2 separate regions of the Homo sapiens genome follow, and region 2 is linked to region 1. Evidence: chromatin loops called from intact Hi-C (ENCODE). Cell type or tissue: Caco-2. All regions are shown on one strand.

What was found. Hi-C counts contacts between places; a loop is a spot of excess contacts. Peaks named below come from ENCODE experiments on the same cell type or tissue, not always from the same donor. Only the 100,000 strongest peaks of a DNase experiment are listed, where the experiment ranks them.
Region 2: it touches region 1 in a loop (6-fold over the local background); 21 of 110 quality-filtered maps call a loop at or near these places.

Annotation. Positions count from the first base shown.
Region 1 is chr4:87,087,306-87,092,305 of GRCh38, forward strand. AFF1 (ALF transcription elongation factor 1) reads left to right here. Exons shown (of 21, transcript NM_001166693.3): 6 at 2,679-2,765; 7 at 4,488-4,524. Among named protein-coding and RNA genes, the nearest start is that of KLHL8, 130 kb to the right of the region's middle. In Caco-2, no CTCF peak of the experiment used is centred here; no DNase peak of the experiment used is centred here.
Region 2 is chr4:87,023,110-87,028,109 of GRCh38, forward strand. All of the region lies in intron 2 of AFF1 (ALF transcription elongation factor 1), which reads left to right. Among named protein-coding and RNA genes, the nearest start is that of AFF1, 91 kb to the left of the region's middle. In Caco-2, no CTCF peak of the experiment used is centred here; a DNase peak (open chromatin) is centred at 2,702; H3K4me3 peaks cover 380 bases.

The sequences.
Region 1 (5,000 bases):
AATACATAGTGTTGGGTGTTGATGGTGCTGTGAATAATGCAACAGGCCAGTAAACAGAAGGCTAGGCAGAGGGAAGAACTGGTGGAAAATCCTCGAGGTGGTATCAAGTTGGTGTATTAGAGGAACAATTAGAACTAGACAGTGTCTCCAGAGCAGGATGAGCAAGGAGAAAAAGACAGTAGCTGTGGGGCCTGGAGGGCCAGGGCTGACGTAGGTCCCAGTGATTTGTCTCTGTTCATGTGACAAGTCATTGTTAAGGTAGGAAGTGAAATCATGGCCTTGTGAGTCTTTCTGAGCAGCCTCTTCTCCTTAATAATGGCCCCAGTTCTCTTAAGTCCCTCTAGTAAGCTAGGCATGTAGGGAAGTATATAAATCCTTTCAGACTACCAGGGAACCACTTAGGGTTTGAAAGAATTTATGTACTTTCCAACTGCCTGATTTAATAGCTGGGACAGCCTTAGGCATTTGGTGACTAAAAGTCATAGATACCATTGAGATTCCAAATAAATTATTGAAAAACATAAGGGTGATGTTTTCAGATACCTTCTCAATTAATTATTACATGTTTTTGTGTTGTAACATTATAATGGTTCTGTGCCTTAAAGTATTACCAAGTAAATAAAACAGCAGGAAGCTCTCTTTGGTGCAGTATTGAAATTCTTTTAAAACTGGACTTTTAATTAAAAGTTGTAATGCTTTTAATTTATTAAGTGCCTTCTGTGCAGTATTCATTCAGTACGGTACATAAAGTACTCTTACAATACTTTGAAAATAAGTGGTTCTAGTTTACCTCTTAGTGAGCATTGAGGATTAGGGTTCAGATGACTTACTTAGGCTGACATGGCTGGTAAGGATTGGAGTTAGGATTCAATCTGGGTCTTTGGCTATAGCCATTATTCTTTCCAGTATATTTTAGGAAAGATCTCCTGTTGTGTCCTGAACAAAGCAGATGGCCAGTCAGTAAACAAGGGCACGAGTTCACTTTTAACAAAAATTAAGAAAGCCGGCATCACTTACATTACTCGTCACTGTGCGAGGTCGCTGCTGTCTCTCCTGAGGCTGTGGTAACCCACAGAGCTGCAATGGGGAAGGGCAACGGGAGACCTGCACATAGGTTGGAAGTGGAAGTACTTGCTACAGTGCCATCTCCAGCTGTTGCAAGGATCAAATGGCATTTTTGTGGAGATAGGTTAGCCAGGACTTAGAAAAGAATGAGGCGTTAGAATACATCATGTGTTATACAGGTGGAGTAATATAGCATGCTGTGGGGTCGCAGATTGCTGGTAGAGTTGTATGTCAATTTTTTTTTTTGTTGTTGAGACGGAGTCTCGCCCTGTCACCCAGGCTGGAGTGCAATGGTGCGATCCCCGCTCACTGCAACCTCCACCTGCCAGGTTCAAGCCATTCTCCTGCCAAGTAGCTGGGATTACAGGCATGTACCACCATGCCCGGCTCATTTTTGTATTTTTGTATTTATTTATTTATTTTTGAGACGGAGTTTCATTCTTGTTGCCCAGGCTGGAGTGCAATGGCACGATCTCGGCTCACTGCAACCTCAGCCTCCCGAGTAGCTGGGATTACAGGCATGCACACCCAAACCCAGCTAATTTTGTATTTTTAGTAGATATGGGGTTTTTCCATGTTGGTCAGGCTGGTCTTGAACTCCCGATCTCAGGTGATCCACCTGCCTTGGCCTCCAAAAGCTGGGATTACAGGTGTGAGCTGCTGCGCCCGGCCGCATGTCGAGTATTAAGCCAGTTTGCCGGGCAGGTCTGACACATGTGGGAACCACCTTTGACTTCCTGGGGTACCTTGACTCAATCATTTTGGACCTCAGTTTTTTTCAATCTGTAGATGTTGGGGTTGTAGTTAATGGTCTCCAATGCCATTTTGGCCTTTTAGAAAAGTGTGTTTGTGTGTGTATGTGTATTTGCAATTTGACACATCTTTTTTCTGACATACCTGTTTTCAACAAGTATTTTTAGAAAAATTTGTGAATGTGTTTAGAAGAATTCATGTCAAGATACATATATCAATTGTAAGTTTTAGAAATCTTTCCTTCAACTGAGAAAATTGTAAAAATTAAGCTTCTCAATGGAAAAGAAAGGTAATTTTAAGCTCCTCTCCTTCAAAAAAGTTCTTATTTGCTAATAGTGTGTATCAGGGAAGGGTCAAATCCATTAAAACTCTCCCAAGTGGAACAAGTGACCTGAATTACTTGTTTGCTTAAGTCAAACAGGAAAGTTCTTCTTCCTTTGAACTGAAATAATTCCAGGAAATGCAGTAAAGAAGCTGAGGGAGAAAGAATGCATCGAGGAGAGACTGCTTTTCCAGCCCAACCTGTCACCTACAGTCTTCACAGCTCCACAAGCTCTGGCAGTACCTGTTACGTACAGTTTATGTGCTTGATAATATTCAGGGTGTTAAATTCATTCACGTTCTATACCTTGATTGTCTTCTACAAACTGGCGTTTTTTAGTTTTTTATGTTGGAGAGCTTTAACTTTTCAACATAGCCCACTGAAATAGGAGTTGTTTTTTTTAAGTACATGAAATAACTTTTAAGATTGTACTTGCCATTTATGATCAATCCATTCTACATTAAGTTCAAAATGTTAAGTAGCAATGAATGTTCTATTTATAATTTACTTTTTCTTCCCTTTCCAAATATCTTTCCAGGAAATGACCCATTCATGGCCGCCTCCTTTGACAGCAATACATACGCCTAGTACAGCTGAGCCATCCAAGTTTCCTTTCCCTACAAAGGTAATTCCTTAAAAGTATGGCAGGCATTGCATCCACCTTAGTGAAAAGCGTAAGGCATTGCTGTGAGGCAGATTGATAAAGTATTACTTGTTCAAATCTTTGGAAATGAGGTTAAAATTATGATTAATTTAGCTTCTACAGTGCTTCAGAATGCTTTCAAACATTTATTCTGCAACTTAGAACATCCTAGATTTTCATAAAGCTTTATAATTTATAAAAAGCATTCAGGATTTTCCAATACGTTCTCTCATTTGAGGATCCTTACTTTAGAGATGGGAGAACAGAGGGGCAGGGAAATTGAGTGTGTGATTTCTCGTTCAGAATTAGATATATGCACATACATCTTACATATCTCACACTCCCTACATTTTCTTGAGTTTAATGTGATCAGTTACACTAGTGCTGGTTTAATAACAAGCAAATAAACTGCTGACTTGTGTGTTTCTGTTACAGTATTTATGAACAATGCGTTAAAACACTGCCATTCTCCTTTTTTTTAATTTATACTTTTGGATAACCTTCAAAATGTAGAAATAGCACCTTCAGATCTGTGTTTTGTTCAATCTGATATGCATGTTCATTGTTTTATATACATAATACATATATTGAGAGAGTGAGAGAGCTATTCCTTTCCATGATACTGTTGTGAAAAGTAGTTCTAGGCCAGGTATGGTGGCTCATGCCTGTATTCCCAGTACTTTGGGAGGCCGAGGTGGGTGGATCACTTGAGTCCAGGAGTTTAAGACCAGCCTGGGCAATGTGGCAAAACTTTGTCTCTCCAAAAAAATACAAAAACTAGCCAGGTGTGGTGGCATGCACCTGTAGTCCCAGCTACTTGGGAGGCTGAGGTGGGAGAATCACTTGAGCCCAGGAGGTTGAGGCTGCAGTGAGCTGTAATTAAGCCACTACACTCCAGCCTAGACAACGGTGAGACCCCGTCTCTCTACCACCAAAAAAAAAAAAAAAAAAAAAAAGGTTCTATCTACAAAAACTCAAATTTGCTACTTTATATATTTACTTATTTTCTAATAATTTTTAAAATGTAACTCATGGACCGGGCATGGTGGCTTATGCTTGTAATCCCAGGACTTTGGGAGGCTGAGGCGGGTGGATCACGAGGTCAGGAGATCAAGACCATCCTGGCCAACATGGTGAAACACCGTCTCTACTAAAAATACAAAAATTAGCTGGGTGTGGTGGCGGGCACCTGTAGTCCCAGCTACTGGAGAGGCTGAGGCAGAAGAATCGCTTGAACCTGGGAGGCAGAGGTTGCAGTGAGCCGAGATTGCACCACTGCACTCCAGCCTGGGGTAACAAAGCGAGACTCCGTCTCAAAAACAAAAAACAAAACAAAAAAAACAGTGACTCATTATTGCTTGTTTTAAATTAAAGCACTAAGCTCTGTAAAAATATCTTTGTGCAACAACAAAGGAAAAATAAACTCTAGGAAAGAAGAGAAGCAATGAAAGCTAAAATTAGGTTAATCAATATTTTCAACTTATGCATGAAAAAAGTTTGAATAGATGGATAGCTGCAAGTCATAATGAAATAATTATAGAATCTGTGATGGGTAGTATGGGTATTCTCTACACTGTTTCCATTTTTCTAGATATTTGAAAGTTTCATAAGACTATCCTTTTAATACTAAAAGCTCAACGGTTTTCTCTTTAACTTTATAAGCCTTAATCTTTTAATAATTAGATATTTTTATTTTCTTTCTAGGACTCTCAGCATGTCAGTTCTGTAACCCAAAACCAAAGTAAGTAAATTTGAAACTGCTTATTGGATTGGAGAACAAAGCATAGCTTTTACTGTTTAACGTAAAAACATTAGTAAAAAATGCCCCAGCAGAGATGAGGCCTTCCTATGTTGAAAGAATAGGAAAGGAGAACAAATATAAAACTATTCTTTATGTGGGATTTAAAATTGTTGACCAGGCGCAGTGGCTCATGCCTGTAATCCCAGCACTTTGGGAGTCCAAGGCAGTTGGATCGCTTGAGCCTAGGAGTTGAAGACCAGCCTGGGCAACATGGTGAAACCCTGTCTCTACAAAATTAGAAAAATTAGCTGGGCTTGGAGTCATGTGCCTGTGGTCCCAGCTACTTGGGAGGCTGAGGTGGGAGGATCACTTGAGCCTAGGAAGTAGAGGTTGCAGTGAGCCAAGATTGTGGCACTGCACTCCAGCCTGGGAGACAGCACAGATCCTGTCTCAAACAAACAAAAACCAAAATAAGA
Region 2 (5,000 bases), 64 kb before region 1:
TGTTGTTCAGGCTGGTCTTGAACTCAGGTGATCCTACCACTTTGGGTTCTCAAAGTGCTGGGATTAAAGGTGTAAGCCACTGTGCCCAGCAGACTGAAATCATTTTATAACTGTGCTTTTCAATGTTATCTTAAAATTAGCTGGGGAAGAATTCTGTTTAGTTTTTGTTTTTTGGTGTCAGTCTCATTTAAAAATTGACAAGGAAATGAATGGATTTGTGGTAACTGCCTTTTAACTTTGTAAATTTTAACCTAATGTATGTTTAAATTATCAGAAATAGAAAATTCAGATACTTCTATACTTACTGACTTATTATAAAAACTGTGCCTAAACTGAAGGACAGAACCACTTAAATTATTCATTTATTTGAGAAGAAATTTTCTATTTTAATTCAACAATGACTTTTTTCACTATATTTTCATGGTTGAACTGGCTAGAGTGGGTAGTTATTTCAATAGGTGTTGGAAATTAAAAAAAGTGTAGATAGTTTCCAGTTTACTGATTTTCTTCCAAAAATGTGTTTGGGACATAGAAAATGTTTTGCAGAAGCAGCAAGGAAAATCATGTGATGAAGGTTAGGCCCTAGGCTAGAGCCAGAATGTTTCTTAACTTGTGCCAAAATGTCCAACATTTGGAATAATAATGGCAAACGGTGCAATCACTGAAATAAAGCATGAAAACCATGCTTAAACAAGAGGGTTCGTTCTATACTTGTGTTAGCTTTTAGCTTTAGGGGGTTTTGTGGATGGAGAAAGAGGAGTGGTGTAAGGGATCTTTAAGATTACTTGGAGGAGACTGGAAAAAATGGATTCTTTGGGGCAGGGGCATTTCCACTGGTAAACCTGGGCACTTTTAAGGACAGAGGATTATGTATAATTTTGATCTATGGTAATAGCAGTCTTTTATTAAGCAATTATTTATTGAGCATTCTGTTATGTTCTGATCTCTGAACCAGGAACTTTGCAAAATGGTATCATTTAATCTGCAAGGCAGAGCTTATCACTGCCATTATACAGATAAACTGAGGCTCATGGCAAGTGACGGCTGATACACAGCTTCAGATCTACTCCAGACTTACATGTAAATGTCTCCTTGCCCTTCATACATATATCCATGTGGCCAGTGACCCATGATTTACTGGTGGAGCAAAGGAAGGCATAGAAAATGGAATATGGGTGGGGTGTCTGTTTATCTCTAAACTGAGCTATAACTGAAACAAAAAAAGAGGATGAGAGTAGGGAAACATGGTATGTGTAAAATTCCTCTCAGAGTGAAGAAATGTGAGGTCAGTGTTTCCCAGCGTTAGCCTCTGGGAAGTAAGTGCCTTTTCTCCAGCTTGGTTACTGCATGGGGAATTTGGAGAGAGATGGTAGGGTATTTGTAACTTGGGGAACTCCAGCAATATTTGGGACAGGGGATGTATGTGGATGGAACCTTTTTGTATAAAAGATGTGAAATCCCTTTTACCCTTCATCCTCCTTTAGGATCCTGCTTTTTTTTGAGTCAGAGTCTTGTTCTGTCTTCCGAGGCTGGAGTACAGTGGCGCTATCTGTTCACTGCAACCTCTGCCTCCTGGGTTCAAGCAATTCTCCTGCCTCAGCCTCCTGAGGCTGGGATTACAGGTGCCCACCACCACGCCTGGCTAATTTATTTATTTATTTTTTAGTAGAGATGGAGTTTCACCATGTTGGCCAGGCTGGTCTCAAGCTCCTGGACTCAAGTGATCCACCCGCCTCGGCCTCCCAAAGTGTTGGGATCACAGGCGTGAGCCACTGCGCCCAGCCCCGATCCTGATCCCTATCCTGCTTCTTTAGAAAAAACTGATGTTTAGAATAAAACATTTTTCCACCCCTTCATTTTTAGTGTGAAATGCATGCATCCCTTCACCTCTGCTGTGAGATACCACATTTTATGCCATCCTTGGGATCCCCTTTTTTCACAAGGTTCTCTTATCCTGCTCCATAGGCTGCCAGCTCTAGTGACCATCTATTGTGTTTAGTATTGAGTTATCTCCCTTTTTAGGGAGGAAAGGGATGTAATGGGAGAGGCATAGGCAGAATGCAGGAAGGGGCACCAAAGCCTGTGCTCCTTTGCCAGCACTTGGACTCCAGCTGTGTATATTCATTAATAATGACTCACAGTTATTGAACACTAGGCACTGGGCTCAGCACTATGTCTGCATTAGTTAATGTAATTATTACAACAGCCCAAAACTTTTTGGTACAATTCTCATCTCTATTTTAGAGAGGACGAAACTAAGGCTTAGAGAGTGTATGGCTTGTCCTGTTGGCTGTACCTGGCAGTGACAGCATCTCAGACGTGCCGGTCATAAATGTAGCCATTGGCAAAGATTTCCCATGTCAGTTCCTTCCGTCCTGCATTATTGTGGTGGCTGCTATCCCAGTAGAGAAGTAACACAGTGACTTTGGGAATATTTCTCATTCTCTACAGGGGTGGTTCTCCACAGGGGAGGAGATTTTACCCTTCCCTATCCCGGGGATATTTGGCAATGTCTGGAGACAGATATGGCTGTCACGCCTGGGAGGGGGGTGTGCTACCATCATCTCAGATAGAGGCTAGGGATGCTGCTAACGTCCTGCAATACACAGGACAGCCCCACCCTAAGAATTACCTGGCCCCAAGTGTCAATAGTGGAGAACTCTCGCTCTGCAGGTTTCGCCTAGTTCCTATGCATGGGGATGTTTGTGTTTCCGAGAGCGTCTGTACATTGTCATCAGACCCTAAATCATGCTGGCCCCAGGTGTCAGTTACTTGACCTGTATTTGCTTAGGACACAGTATGTGCAAGACACTCCTGGGTGCTCTGTGGGTTACACAGCCTTACTCTACCCCTCACCACCATGTTTAGTGAGTAAATGATTTACCCAAAGAACCACAGTTAGGAAGTGGCAGAGCCTAGGTCTGAATCCTTCACTAACTCCAGAGACCATGCTTTTTTTTTTTTTTTTTTGCGTGGTGGTGCATGCCTGTAAGGCTGAGGCAGGAGAATTGCTTGAACCCGGGAGGTGGAGGTTGCAGTGAGCTGACACCATGCCATTGCACTCCAGCCTGGGCAACAAGAGTGAAACTCTGTCTCAAAATAAATAAATAGGTAAATAAATAAAATTAAAAATTTGCCATGCACACCCAGCTAATTTTTGTACTTTTAGTAGAGATGGGGTTTTGCCATGTTGGCCAGGCTGGTCTTTGAACCCTTGACTTCAAGCGATCCTCCTGCCTCGGCCTCCCAAATTGCTGGGATTACAGGTGTGAGCCACCATGCCCTGCTGAGACCATTCCCTGTACTCGTTTACTGTGATGGTAACCAAAATGTTCCATCGTGTGGCATGTTGCTGAGCCTCCTCTCTGCCTCCTTCAGTTTCAACAAAGTCGTGGCAGGAGACTGACAAACAGCAGTCTCTGTGTGGGGACCTTGAGTGGCCATCCAGTTGCTCTGTAGTAGGAAGTGGTAGGGAAGTTGGAGGTGAGGAGGGCCCGTTAGTAGGGAACTGAGGCCAGACTTCTAAAAGAGCAAGGAAAGAATTTCGAATGACATGGTTCCTCAGCATGTCTGCAGGGAGGAGGTTTATTGCAGCAGCATTTAGAACTAGCTCAGAGGAGAAATAATGGGCGAAGGGAGATTGGTACATATAAGGTAATACCTATTGTATTACAGATTTACTTATGTAAAATGCTTTTCTAAAATCTGGTTCTCTCGTATTTTATATACCAGATGTAACTCAAACTAGATGAAATAGAACCATAGACTCAATCCTTCCTAAAAGCTCAAGGCTTTCTGGCTTGGTAATTTTGTGGGGAAGCACTTGCAGGAAAAACACTTTGAAATATGAAGAAGGAAATGTGATTCCGGTGGTTTCTTTATAGGCCCTAAATCAGTACAGGAAGAAATAGGACAAGAACCAGAGAAGATTAACTTTCTGAAACTTTACAAACAGCCTAATTCCCAAGTAGAGAAAAGTATATTTTAAAGAATGAATACTGGGGGAGGAAATGAGGGAAGGTGAATTAAGCCTTCACAGTGGCTGCTAAGGAGATTACCCTGAAAACTTCCCAGGTGGGAATCTGAAACTTACTTCTACAAATGTATGCATGTGTCTCTACTAGATTGCTTGTAGTTTCCCAGTAGAGCAAAAAGCAGAAGCCAGAGAAAGATTTGAAGGTGTTAGGTAAGTGCTCTAGTTTTGCTTGGCGTGCATGCACGGATACACATGTAACATGCACACTTCTGCTATTTCAGTTCTGCTGACAGCTGATGAAATCATGTGTCTCACAAGTTTAGGACCACTCTTGAGTTCCTTTCCTTCCAAAGATTTGCTATAATATTTCATAGATAAATTTGTGCTTCCAAATTACTCCTTTCTGCTAAAATCTGAGATTTAACCAGAAGCCTGTAAATACCCTAGAGGAGAGAGGAGAGTCTGTTGGAAAAATGTGGGGCACACAACGATCCTACCACAGTGTTTTGACCAAATTTAATAGTTTATTCTTGTGGTTATTTTTTCTAACATTATGAACATTTTCAAACATTCAGAAAAGTTTAATGAATTTCACAGTAAAAAGCCTTATTCTCAGATTATAAGTACATATTAAATAGTCCTAATTCAAAATCCTAAACATTCCAAAATCTGAAACTTTTTGTTGTTGTTGCTGTTGGGTTTTTTTTTTTTTTTTTTTTTTTTGAGGTGAGTCTCACTGTCGCCCAGACTGGAGTGCAGTGGTGTGATCAATGCAGTGGCCCATTGCAACCTCTGCCTCCTGGGGTTCAAGTGATTCTCCTGCCTCAGCCTCCCAAGTAGGTGGGATTACAGGCGTGCACCACCAGGCCTGGCTACAAAATCTGAAACTTTTTGAGTGATGACATGACACTCTAAGGAAGTGCTTATTGGAGCATTTTATTTTTCAGATTTTAAGATTAGTAGTGCTAAATGCCAGTGTTCCAAAATCCAAAAAAAAGAAAAAAAATTGAAACCCAAAACACTT